Linked DNA regions of Homo sapiens: all the other regions are linked to region 2. A link is a contact called in ENCODE Hi-C or POLR2A ChIA-PET data. All regions are on one chromosome and are shown on one strand. Each heading gives the region's core, a stretch centred on a gene start or an enhancer-like site at or near the end of the contact. The rest is flanking DNA. Distances are from core to core; before and after follow the strand shown.

The links. Hi-C counts contacts between places; a loop is a spot of excess contacts on that map. ChIA-PET counts read pairs that join two places held with the same protein, here RNA polymerase II (POLR2A). Pooled maps may share reads with other maps.
Region 1: a loop to region 2 is called in a pooled map, with 2.4 times the contacts of the local background. The contact joins two enhancer-like sites. A Hi-C loop is called at or near these places in 1 of 168 maps with a recorded cell type or tissue (Calu3) and 5 of 50 pooled maps. POLR2A ChIA-PET finds 5 or more read pairs at or near these places in 1 of 52 experiments (endothelial cell of umbilical vein).
Region 3: a map of ovary shows a loop between it and region 2 (2.2-fold over the local background). The contact joins the promoter of ZFHX3 here to the enhancer-like site in region 2. A Hi-C loop is called at or near these places in 29 of 168 maps with a recorded cell type or tissue (A673, CD14-positive monocyte, Calu3 and 20 more), 3 of 37 single-sample maps with no recorded cell type and 20 of 50 pooled maps. POLR2A ChIA-PET finds 5 or more read pairs at or near these places in 5 of 52 experiments (A549, A673, AG04450 and 2 more).

The regions. Positions count from the first base shown.
Region 1 is chr16:73,013,909-73,017,671 of GRCh38, forward strand. All of the region lies in intron 1 of ZFHX3 (zinc finger homeobox 3), which reads right to left. Among named protein-coding and RNA genes, the nearest start is that of ZFHX3, 32 kb to the right of the region's middle. RefSeq lists enhancers at 1,367-1,867, 2,416-2,565. Within about 2 kb of position 1,848, at least 13 of the 41 ENCODE cell types and tissues checked have a DNase peak (open chromatin) inside an H3K27ac peak, as active enhancers do.
Region 2 is chr16:72,856,534-72,860,574 of GRCh38, forward strand. The region is part of intron 4 of ZFHX3 (zinc finger homeobox 3); the gene reads right to left. Among named protein-coding and RNA genes, the nearest start is that of ZFHX3, 190 kb to the right of the region's middle. Within about 2 kb of position 2,434, at least 8 of the 41 ENCODE cell types and tissues checked have a DNase peak (open chromatin) inside an H3K27ac peak, as active enhancers do; they include ascending aorta, ovary and prostate gland, where a contact is called at or near this core.
Region 3 is chr16:73,045,887-73,049,451 of GRCh38, forward strand. It overlaps ZFHX3 (zinc finger homeobox 3), which reads right to left and starts at 2,242. Exons shown (of 10, transcript NM_006885.4): 1 at 1,866-2,242. LOC124903719 (a long non-coding RNA gene) reads left to right here and starts at 1,692. Exons shown (of 2, transcript XR_007065116.1): 1 at 1,692-1,914. RefSeq lists enhancers at 1,536-2,071, 2,608-3,143 and a silencer at 1,833-2,682.

The DNA.
Region 1 (3,763 bases), core at 598-3,097, 160 kb after region 2:
CTAATATCCGTAACCTACAAATATGTTACCTTCTACAGCAAAGGAAACTTTGCAGATGCGATCAAGTGAAGGATCTTTGGATAGAGGAGATGATCGTGGATTATCCAGGGGGCCTGATGCAATCACAGGGGTCCTTACAACAGGGGCAAAGGAGAGGACAGAGTCAGGCAGAAGAAGGAGATGTAACAGAAGCATGACACAGAGTGATGTGAGGAAGGGGCCATCAACCCAGAAATGTGGGGGCCTCCAGAACCTAGACCATGCAAGGAAATGGGTTCCTCCTCGAAACCGCTACGAGAAAGCAGCCCTGCCAACACCCTGACTTCAGCCTACTGAAACTGATTTCAGACTTCTAGGCTCCAGCTACAAGGCAATCAGTTTGCGGTTTTTTGCATTTTTTTTTTTTTTTGGAAAAATGAAAGCTGATTTTTATTTTATCATCAACAGCCATTCTTTAGACATGAACATGCATACGTAATATTCTATGCACACATCGCAGTTTTGAACATTAGTTAATAAAGTTTAAACATACTACATCCTTACAGAAAACATCAAAATGCAAACTTAAGTTTGTGTTTTACACCAACAAGTTTGTGGTAATTTCTTCTTCTTTTTTTTTTTTTTTTTTTTTTTTTTTTGAGACACAGTCTCGCTCTGTCACCAGGCTGGAGTGCAGTGGTGCGATCTTAACTCACTGCAACCTCCGACTCCCTGCTTCAAGCGATTCTCTGCCTCAGCCTCCTGAGTAGCTGGGATTACAGGCAGGCACCACCATGCCCGGCTAATTTTTGTATTTTTAGTAGAGAAGGGGTTTCACCATGTCTTGATCTCCTGACCTCATGATCCACCTGCCTCGGCCTCCCAAAGTGCTGGGATTACAGGCATGAGCCACCATGTCCGGCCTATGTGGTAACTTCTTACGGCATCAAGAGGAAACTAGTATAGCCATCTGGAGAAAGGGGGACAGAACCACTGGACACACAGAAGCAGGGGTGTCCCTGAAGGGTTCACCCTACCAAGGGGTTCACACTACCCTCCTTCTCCAGACCCTAGGGACCAGCTGAAACCTCTCTTTCTCCATCACCAAAAATTAGGACCAAAGGCCTCAGATGCTGTAATCAAGAGCTGTGTCTTTTTTTTTTTTTTTTTTTTTTTTGAGATAGGGTCTCACTCTGTCTCTCAAGCTGGAGTGCAGTGGTGCAATCTCAACTCACTGTACCCTCTACCTCCCGGGCTGAAGTGATCCTCCCACCTCAGCCTCCTGAGTAGCTGGGACTACAGACGCCTACCACCGTGCACAGCTAGCTTTTGTATTTCTTGTAGAGACAGGGTTTTGCTGTGTTGCCCAGGTTGGTCTCTAACTCCTGGGTTCAAGTGATCCACCCACTTCAGCCTCCATAAGTGCTGGGATTACAGGCGTGAGCCACCACACCGGCCACGAGGGCTATGTCTTAGGAGAGGTGTTCAGTGGAGTATCTTAGCATTAGACAGAAAAAACCTCCCATCCTGGCCTACCGCATTTGAGATTTATAAATATCCAAATTAACCAAGGAAACAACAGAAAAACAGTAGTTGGACAAAGAGTTTGTGTGTGCTACATGTTTATTTTATCTAATAGGAGACACCGAACTAGAAACATCTACATTCAAGAAGAATCCCTGGATCCACAGTTCCTTTTATCAATTCACAAAAGCCAGGCCGAGCCAACCTTACCCAATATATTCCACAGGTGGGCCCGCCTGAAGCCTCGCTGTGATGCCAGGCAGCCAGCCTGAAGAACTGGAAAGCCAGGGCCCGTGCACGCTGGGCTCCTGAAGACAAAGGAAACAGAATGGCTCGGGAAGGCCGTGGCACCCTGCCCGCCTCCGTGGTAGCCTGGGGCCACTGGATCTTGCTGTCTCCGCAGCACCTGAGAGGTGTGAGCCAGGCAGCCAACCACATCAGAAGCTGGCTGCCGGCTGCCCCAATTGCACAACACCTCCAGGGGAGCCAGCTTTCCAGGACTGGGTTTTACACACCATACGGGCACTGGCCATGTTGACCCAGTCAAGGCATGGCACCTTGAAGAATGGCCCACGCAAAGACCGGCCATATGGACAGAAGGCATCCTGCCACAGAGCGATTTCTGAATCACCTCTATGCAAAGAATAGTCTTCTCTCTTACGCAAAGGAGATCCCATCACCACCATCTCATTTCTATCCCAGGCTCCTCCAGTTCTCTTTCAATCACAAGCCAGACTACCCAACCACTTAACTCTCTAGGCCCAGATATGACTTAATTCTCCCACTCCTGCATGTTTGTTGCCACTTCCCCATTTTGTGTTAACAATTAACCTGAAGTATTATGTTAACAATTAACATGAATTGTGTTTTGGTTTTTAAGGTCGGAGTAACTAGGATTACTCAATAGGATTTAAATGTTCAATTTTAGCACACATGTACAAGGCGCTACTTTGTACATGACAAGATGAAGTGGTTTAAAAAAAAAACAAAACATAACCACCTTTCACAAAGGGTTCTCATTCAGCCTCCTGCTTGTGAAAGATACGACTTTGAATAGTGAAAGTCCCAAGAAGGGTAATTCAAGCAAAACTGGTTTCTAGTTTGCCTTGATTCAAATTCTTTATGCTACTTGACCCATTTCTCTTTTCCTCTTGCTTCTCCTGATGCCTCTCAAAATAATAATAAACCAACCCCAGAAATAGAATCCTGTCTTCCTTAGATGTCACCATATGACTAATTTATGGCCTTTGTTTAAAGCCCTTACACCAGAGTTGACTCCAGTAATTTCCTCCTCTTCTATTTGAATGTCCATTTACAGCCTCTCTGTAACCTCTGGGTGAACTGAGAATGTTCTCTGTGCCTCTCATGATGTGGATTCGCACCCTGGTGACAGCAGAGTGGCTCCGAGCAGAATCTCCCCATTACAGCTGAAGCCCACTGGGACCCTACCCAAGTTCACGTGTATATCCCAAGAGAGTTTGCTGAACACTCCTTATGCCTTAATGCACCTTTGAAAAAAAAAAGACTAAGGGGGCTGGGCGCAGTGGTTCATGCCTATAATCCCAGCACTTTGGGAGGCCAAGGTGGAAGGTTCACTTGAGCCCAAGATTTCAAGACCAGACTAGGCAATATGGCAAGACCTCATCTCTACAAAAATAAAAATAAATCAGCCAGGCGTGGGGGCATGTGCCTGTGGTTCCAGCTGCTTGGGGGTGCTGAGGCAGGAAGATCACCTCCCTCAGCCTTGGGAGGTTGAGGCTGCATGGAGCTGTGATTGTGCCACTGCAATCCAGACTGAGCAACACTGCAAGACTCCCATCTCGAAAAAAAAAAAAAAGGCAAAAAGATATCAAAGGCTGAGTGGGCAATTTGAATGTGTTCCCAAGACGTGATGGGAATTTTCTACGTTTGGATTCAGGGGAGTGGGGTCTTAGTTTTGCTCTCATTCAGGGAGGTGGGTCCCAAAAAATATCCCCTGTTGGCCTTAGGAGGAGGAATACTTGAAAGGTATATCTGAAAATGCTCCAAGTTTTTTCCTGCCCCGCTTTCCAGTGGTGCCCTTCGCCAAGTCATGAAAACTCTGCCAACACTGTTCTCTCTCCAGCACTCACCTGGGCTCCCCACCAATGTCTTGGCTGCCGTCACGACTAAATAATGCCTTCTCTTCTTCCCCTCCACCCACCCCTCTCTGGTCTTTAGCACAACCTATCAGCTGACTTCTCCAACTCCAGGGAGCTAGACCACATAGTCCTCCACCAAG
Region 2 (4,041 bases), core at 1,184-3,683:
AATCTACTTTTTCACCTGCTGCTTTTACACCACCTGGAGACAGCTGCCCAGGGCAGACAGAGGTACGTGTAGGTCCAAGGGCTTAGATTCCTAGGGGAGACTTCAATGTCTAATCTTCCTAGCACATGGAAAACTCCTCTGTGGCTCCCAGCAATCATCAACCTCAATGCTCAAGAGCTGCAAAATGAAGTGAAATTAGTTCTTCCCTATACACATCAGCTTTGAAGACAGAAGGTGGCCACCTTCTACTAAACCATGTTGCAGGAACAGCCTGGGCCATCTCCACCCTTGGTGAAATGGATTGTGTCAAGTGAGTGGGGCCTGGCTTATAAATACAGACAGGAAGATTGATCAGTTTTCACTCCACAGCACCCACCAAAAGTACACAGACCTCAAAAAGCAAGGCCATTCTGCCAGTAGGGCAGCCAGTAAGGAGAACTCCACACTGACACCCGCAGGTGATGCTTCAGATCACACCTCCACAGGAGCTAAATGCAGCCTTATGTTTCCACAATTCCACATTCCCCTGCCTTCCCACCTGCTTGGAATTCTTCCAGCTCTGAAAAGACCCATGTCAAATGATAAAGAATCCAAGATGGGCAGCCAGTTGATACTGACCAATGGCCTCATACATTGCCTAGCACTGGACTATCTTCCTAGGCATTTCTGATCAAGTCACTGAAAGAAAACCTAAACAACAGAGCTAATTGGTTGGCAAGATGCTGTATTCTGTATAATACCCAAGGCTAACCAAATCACAAGGTAATCAGTATTTGTTAGTTTTCATAGAGGACCAGCCCCATTTGGGTTTCACAAGGACAGGAAGTTCCTCCACCTACAGAGATAACAGAAAAATAAAAAATAAAGACTAAGCTGAGTGTGGTGGCTCATGCCTATAATCCCAGCCCTTTGGGAGGCTGAGGCAGGAGGATCACTTGAGCCCAGGAGTTTGCCCAGCCTGTGCAACATAGCGAGACTTCATCTCTACAAAAAATAAAAGTATTAGCCAGGTATGGTGGCACATGTCTGTAGTCCCAGCTACTATGAAGGCTGAGATGGGAGGATAGCTTGAGCCTAGGAGTATGAGGCTGTAGTGAACCGCGATCGTGCCACTGCACTCCAGCCTGGGTGACAGAGCAAGATCCTGTCTCTGTAATTGACAAAAACAAAACAAAACAAAACACTAACAAAACAAACTTAATTCCAAGTTAACAAAAGCTGAGGAGTTATTTTTTCCCAACTTCAGGCTGCAGCCCTGCTAGGTTTGCAAAGAAATGGGAAATTTAAGGATAACTCTGAAGGTTGTATAATTCATGCCACTGGTTCTAAAAAGCAAAGTTGCCTTCCCCACCAAAATCCTTCATCTTTCAGACAAAGGCAGGGTTTTCTTGCCGTTTCCAACACCTGACAGTGTGAACTACCGGAGTAAGAGAGCAAGGACCAGGGCCCGCTGCTCCTCAGCCTGAAAGGCGGGGCAGCCAATCAGAACTAATCTCTGTGCTGGAAGTAAATTCAGTGTTCTCTTCCCTGATCTGGTGCGGCGGGGGGCTCTGACGGCAGGGGTGGGCTTGCTTCCCTTGGTGCCCCCATCCCATACCCTAAAAACTAACAAGGGCCTTTCTGGTCAACACCTCTCACCACAAGCAGCCGTGGAAGAAATTATTTTAGATCAAGCCCAAAATGAAATCCAAAGCAACGAGGCTGACTTTATGACTTATTTATTTATTTCTTCCTTCACGAACAGAAGGTTAATATAAGAGCAACTCCTTGGCAAACCTTTAAGGGTAATTCAAGCGACACTGATGTGAATCAATGTTCCCTTTGTGAACACATTACTTGGCAGAAACTGGCTTTTTGTAACCCCCTTAAACATAGCCGGCAAAACAAAAAGAGGGGGGAAAATGTCCTTCAAACAAAAGGATGAGGTGAAAATAAAGAGAGAGTCGACTGCACTTTATTCTCTTTCATAGAAGCAAATGGATCTGGTGCTTTTATACATTAATCAATCAATATCACTGGCTGTACATCAGCAGGGTAGCCAAGTTATGAATGACCTTTCTGGCAAAGAGGACACTTTTAATGCTCATAAGACTGCTCATAGCTTAGCAACTTTCCGAATTTATGCCTGCATGATTACCCCTTGGAGGCGAGCAGCCGTGAGTGCTGCACTAAATATGGCAAGGTTAGTCGTTTTCAATTTGTGCAGAGGGAGGAAGAGATGTGGACCTGGCTGCCCCATTTACGCACGAGCTGCCGCAACCTGGGCGACACAGAGGGCAGAGCCCCAGGCCCTGCAGCGGGTCAGGGCTGGCCTCCCTTCTGGAAAGCCGGCCGGGTCTCCTGCTCAGCTTCAGGCCAAACCAAACACGGCAGCTTCAGACAGCTCATCTAGAAAGCTGTGCCCAGCTCAACTTCGCTTTCTGTCTGCTTCTCACAATCAGATCCTGAGTTCCTCAAGCTGACAGCCAGGCCGGACTGGCCAGCACGGGGTATTCCCAGGCTCCCTCCACACCCTCTGCCCTCTGGCTTCTGTGCCTCTGAAAGCCCTCCCCACGTTGATTGGACTCCTCCAACCAGGTCACAGCTTGATGTTTCCAAAAAGCAATGAGAACTTTCATCTTTGTTTTTTCTTTTTTTAAAGCAATCCACAGAAGGGCATTTCTACCGAAAAGATGACGCTCTCCAGAAACAGGCAGCCCACATAAACAAACTGTTGGGCCAATCCTCTTTCTTTTCCCCTGTCACCAACTCAGCCATTCTCTTCATGTCCAAAAGGCGAGAAAGTTCTCTGGATTCCATTCTTTGTGGGTGGAAATGGGGCAAAGGGTTGCCTGTGGGTCTGGATTTCTATGACAACCGCTATCGTCCCAGAGAGGCCGCAAGGGGGCAAGAGACAAAATCCCACCTCAGCCTTCTTCTCCCAACTCCTCTTTTACAGCCATGTTTAAAGTCTCTGGAAGTCTGGAAGAGATTCCCAACTTGGACATGTGGAAGTCCACTTATAAGGCCCCACTTTTTTCTGTCTCCCATAGAGGGAAATAAAGACGTTTAGGGATTTGAAATATAGCTTTAACTTCATATAAATTAGAACAGAAGAAACCACAGGCTAAAACTCATTGGCCCCACTGGAGTACAAGGAAAATTCAGCGCAGAAACGAGCTTTACTGAGACCATCCTTTAGTCTACAAGGAGTTGCCCAGTGAGGGGAGAATGCGGCAGGACATGGGTTAGAGGAAATGAACAGCTGGGTTGTGGTCACTTCTGGTAATGGCCTTAAGAACACAATTGGGCCACTCCGTGTTCATATTTCTGAGATCAGAAGAGTTTACAGAAACAGGACTCCGCTCCAAGGTATCACTGATAGAAGCCCCCAGGCCGTAAGACAGGCTAGTTTACAGAAATGGAAGATAAATAACAATGAAAACAAGGAGAAGAGAAGCTTGTAAGGACACTATGCAGGCATCTCCGAAGGGGTGGCGAGTTCTTATTTCCGTGCCCCTCGACATGGTGGACGTTTGCAGCTCCTAGCCCAGCTGGGAAGTACAACACTCCCTCAGCGTTCCACATACTTAAATAAATAATCCTGGTCTCGTTACCGATTATATTTTAACAGATCCAGATTCCCATCTAGAAAAACGGCTTTCTGTTTAGAGCAGGGAGGAAAACACAGAGCCCCCTCCAGCTGGTCCCCCTGCAGAGCTGGTTCTGGGATGGTGCCGCAGACACCCGCTTCCTGTTCCATCAGGCCTCGGTGGAACGGCTCTGTTTTCCCCCAGGAAGCTCCAAATCCACAAAGTCAACAATTCTTAAAAGCCTGCCCGCTTTCCCCCCTCTTTCCTTTCAGCGTTTAACAAATATCAAACGTGTGTCCCTCCAAACCACCTTCCAAATTTACAAACTTTTTACTTTTTGAGACAGAGTCTCACTCACTCTGTTGCCCAGGCTGGAATGCAGTGGCACGATCTCAGCTCACTGCAACCTCTCCCTCCTGGGTTCAAGTGATTCTCCTGCCTCAGCCTCCCGAGGAGCTGGGACTACAGG
Region 3 (3,565 bases), core at 992-3,491, 190 kb after region 2:
GAAAGGGCTGTTTTTAAAGTCTAAAAGTGCTCGCTTCTGCATCTGCTCCATGTTGTTAAATAACACTTGTGTAATTAAATAAAAGAGCCAACTGTGACCCCAGCCCACTCTGAGAGGCACTTTACATGCTTTCTGAAAACTATGCTGGAAACACCATGAGGAGAACTCCTTAGTCCTGTAATTTAGCAAAGGGAGAGAGAAAAAGTTTCTTTTGGCCATCATAGCTACACACTCTCTGAAAGGGTGCCTGCAGGGTCTCTGCAAAACAGAATGAACACAAATACAGGCGTGCAAACATCCAGGTATGTACCTCTCTGTGAAGACCCCATTCTTGAAACCCTTCAATTATTTGGAACCGTGGTCTCCTGACTTCCCTCACACCTCACTTTTGCCTTCATTGTTTTTCATGTTTGAGTAGCAAGAGGGATTCAGAATCTCAGGCTGCCAGTGGCTGTTCTGATAACAAGGAGCAGACTCATGTTTCTTGCTACGGCCTTTCTTGATCAGGTTACCTTGGAAGGTGTATGTTTTCCTACCCAATGCAGTCCCCACCACAGCACTCTCGTGTCCTCCTCCAGCCCAGCCTCCTGGAACTCGTGATTTTCAGGGTTTCCCTTGAAACCTATCCAGAAACCACAGCCATTAACTGAACGTGAAGATTTGACACCTCCTGAATTCAGGAATGAGGGAACTCGAGGGGCCAACTCTACAAACTCGCACCTGCTGCTTGACGGCAAGGAAACAGAGTTTCCCCAGCTAGGGTGAGCTTTAAATTATACACTATTTATTTAGTGACTTGTCTCCAAGGATCTCAAAGCATAGAGAGAAATAAGATGATGTGTAACTTTCTCACAATCTACCTTCAAGGCTTTGCCCTGGTGCATTCTGACAAGCAGGACCCAGTATGAAGGAGAGGCCTTCCTTCTGTGCCCAGGCAGAGCCATCTGTTCTCTCTGGGGTTTTCTGTCAGTGGCTTTAGGGAGTCTTCAAGGACTGTTAAATGACACAGAGGGTGGGGGGAGGGATGACCCTCCTGGATTCACCTGCTCACGGCTTTCACTTAAGCCAGTTTAACACAGGAGGTACCACTGTGCCACGCAATTCCCTCTTAGCACACACCATGCGTGAGCTGCAGTCTTTGCCCTCCAGGCCTTTTCCTATCATAACACAGGTGTGTCCAAGGCAGAAAAGAACATTTTCCAGAAGGTTCGTTTCCCTCCAAGCCTACAATGCTTCTTTTTGTTGTTATTGTTTTTCTGCTACTGACCTAAACATAGGCATTCCTCCTCCTAACAGGATAAAAATCTTGACTCTCTCCTTTGCATCAGCTCCCCACCCCGCCCCTGCCCAAGGAAATAAATGCTCTGACTTTTCCAAGAGTGCGAAAAAACTAAAATTAGAGGGTGGACAAGATGATCTCCAAAGGTGCCCTCCAGCTCCAAAACTCTGATTCTCCCTTTAATTACTCCACAAGCGCATTCTTCACATTGTTTCGAACTGACCAGCGACTTCTCCAGGGCTGAAAAGGGTGCATTTTTAGGCGGAGGCACCCAAACTTCTAAATGACACCAGTACCACAAGTATTCAGAAGGCAGGAACTAATCCAAAAGCAGACTCAGGAAAGGAGGAGGGAGGGGAGGACAGAGGGAAGGGAAGGAAGGAGGAAGGAAGAGCTTTACTGTGTGCCCAGCAGAATTTAGGCGCTCTCACCCTAGGTAGGTGGCAACTGGAGTCTGGGAGTTCAAGTGCATCCAGCCTGCCCTTCCCCCACACGCCCCAAGAGAATGGGAAGTTCAGCCAAGACTCGCAGCACCTGCCCGCGGCTCCAGGCCGGCTGCGCGGACCCGGAGGGAGGCTGCACTCACCTGGCACACCAAGCCTCCGCGCACCTCCGGAGGGAGGCGGCACTTGCAGGTCCGGGGGCCGCGCCGCCATGCGCAACAACGGGAAATTCCAGTGGCACCCGAGCCCCGAGCTCACCCACCCCAGGCGGCATGCTCCCCACCTCCCGCTGGCCCCAGGACTCGGAGGTGGCTCTGGTCAGGAGCAGGGGGCCCGGAGACAGGGGAGGGGAGCTCATGGTGGCGGCAGGGCTGGCGGTCGGCCCGTCCCCGGAGGGAGGTCCCCGGGACGCGGCGGGGATTCACCCACGGGGCGCGGCGCTGGCGTCCGGGTCCCCGGCCTGCCCGCCGCCGCCGCCTCCTCCTCTGCCGCCGCCCGCCCGGAATCGCTTTATGTAAATGAAGCCCAACTCGCAGTTTGCAGCGCGCACCGCCCGGGGAAGGGGGGCGGGCGGGGCGGGGGGCCTTCGGGGATCCACATTACACAGCAACAAAGCGGAAGGTTAATTTGAAACTCACAGCCCCGCTGCCGCTCGGCTCCCCGGGCAAAGCCTGACATCTACAGTCGTGCCGGGCGCAGGCCGGGTTGCTCGGCGGCGACCGCGCCCGCCCGCCCGCAGGGACCCGGGGACGCACAGGGACGCGCGGGACCCGGGCGCTCAGCTGCGCTCGCTCCGCTTGGGGCGCGGGCCTTGGGGCAGGCCGGGGGTCCCGCGCACCCGCCTGGGGCCAGGAACCCTCGCCGCTCGGCCTGCGCCGCCCCGGGAACCGGCCCCGGCGGGAACAAAGCCCAGGCCCTCCCGGAGGCGCTGACCCCTCGCTCATCAAAGGTCAGGGGCCGGCCTAGAATCGGGCGAGAAGAAAGGGACGCGCCCTCGGCCACTAAAAGGAGCCTGAGGCCTCCGAACCGGAGCCATCGCTCCCTGGGCCCCGTCCACGTCACAGCCAGGCCACTCAAGCATGGGGACAGGAGCCAATGTGGACAGGAATTTATTGGAAACACACACCCATCCTATTAACTGCTTTACAGAGCACTTCTGTTTTTCAGTTGCAGAAACTTATAAAAACATCCCCCTGCTCTCCGTTGAGAGTTTAAGGATAGTTTTTGAGGCCAGAGAAAGAGAAAAGGAGAGATCACTAGAAAGATAGGAAGAAAAGAAGTGGGAAGAAAAGGAGATGCAGTCTACCATGTAAGCCTCCAGGCTCCTTAGCCTCACCTTATAAAGCCACATCACCGCAGAGATAGCAAAGATCGTGCCCTTTCCCAGGGAGTTCCTACCGCCAGGGTAAGATTTAAAGCGGCCACCCCAGTTGGTCAAAGTGATTGCTGGGCGCCTTTCTATCTCCCCAAGTTCACCTTTTCCAGTTGGTCAAAGCGATTGCTGGGCGCCTTCTATCTCCCCAAGTCCACCTTTTTCCATTCTCATCTGAAAGCCAGCCCCAAAGAAATCTCACCGGAAGTCCTCTGTCCTCCCTGTCAGAATCCCACCCTCAGTCTGAATTTACTCCCGATTCTCACAGCACAGAAAGGCACCTGCTTTTACCCTTTCTGAAAACCACCCACCCAGGCTGGCCTTACAGCCTGGAGAGTCTTTTCCTCGGGCACAATAATGAACCATGCAAGTGTTAGAAATATAATCAGCTCATGAGGCGAAGAGCAGTATGTATGGAATTGTATTAGCATGAGGCACACACTGACTCGGGAGAAAAAGGGATGCTTAGCT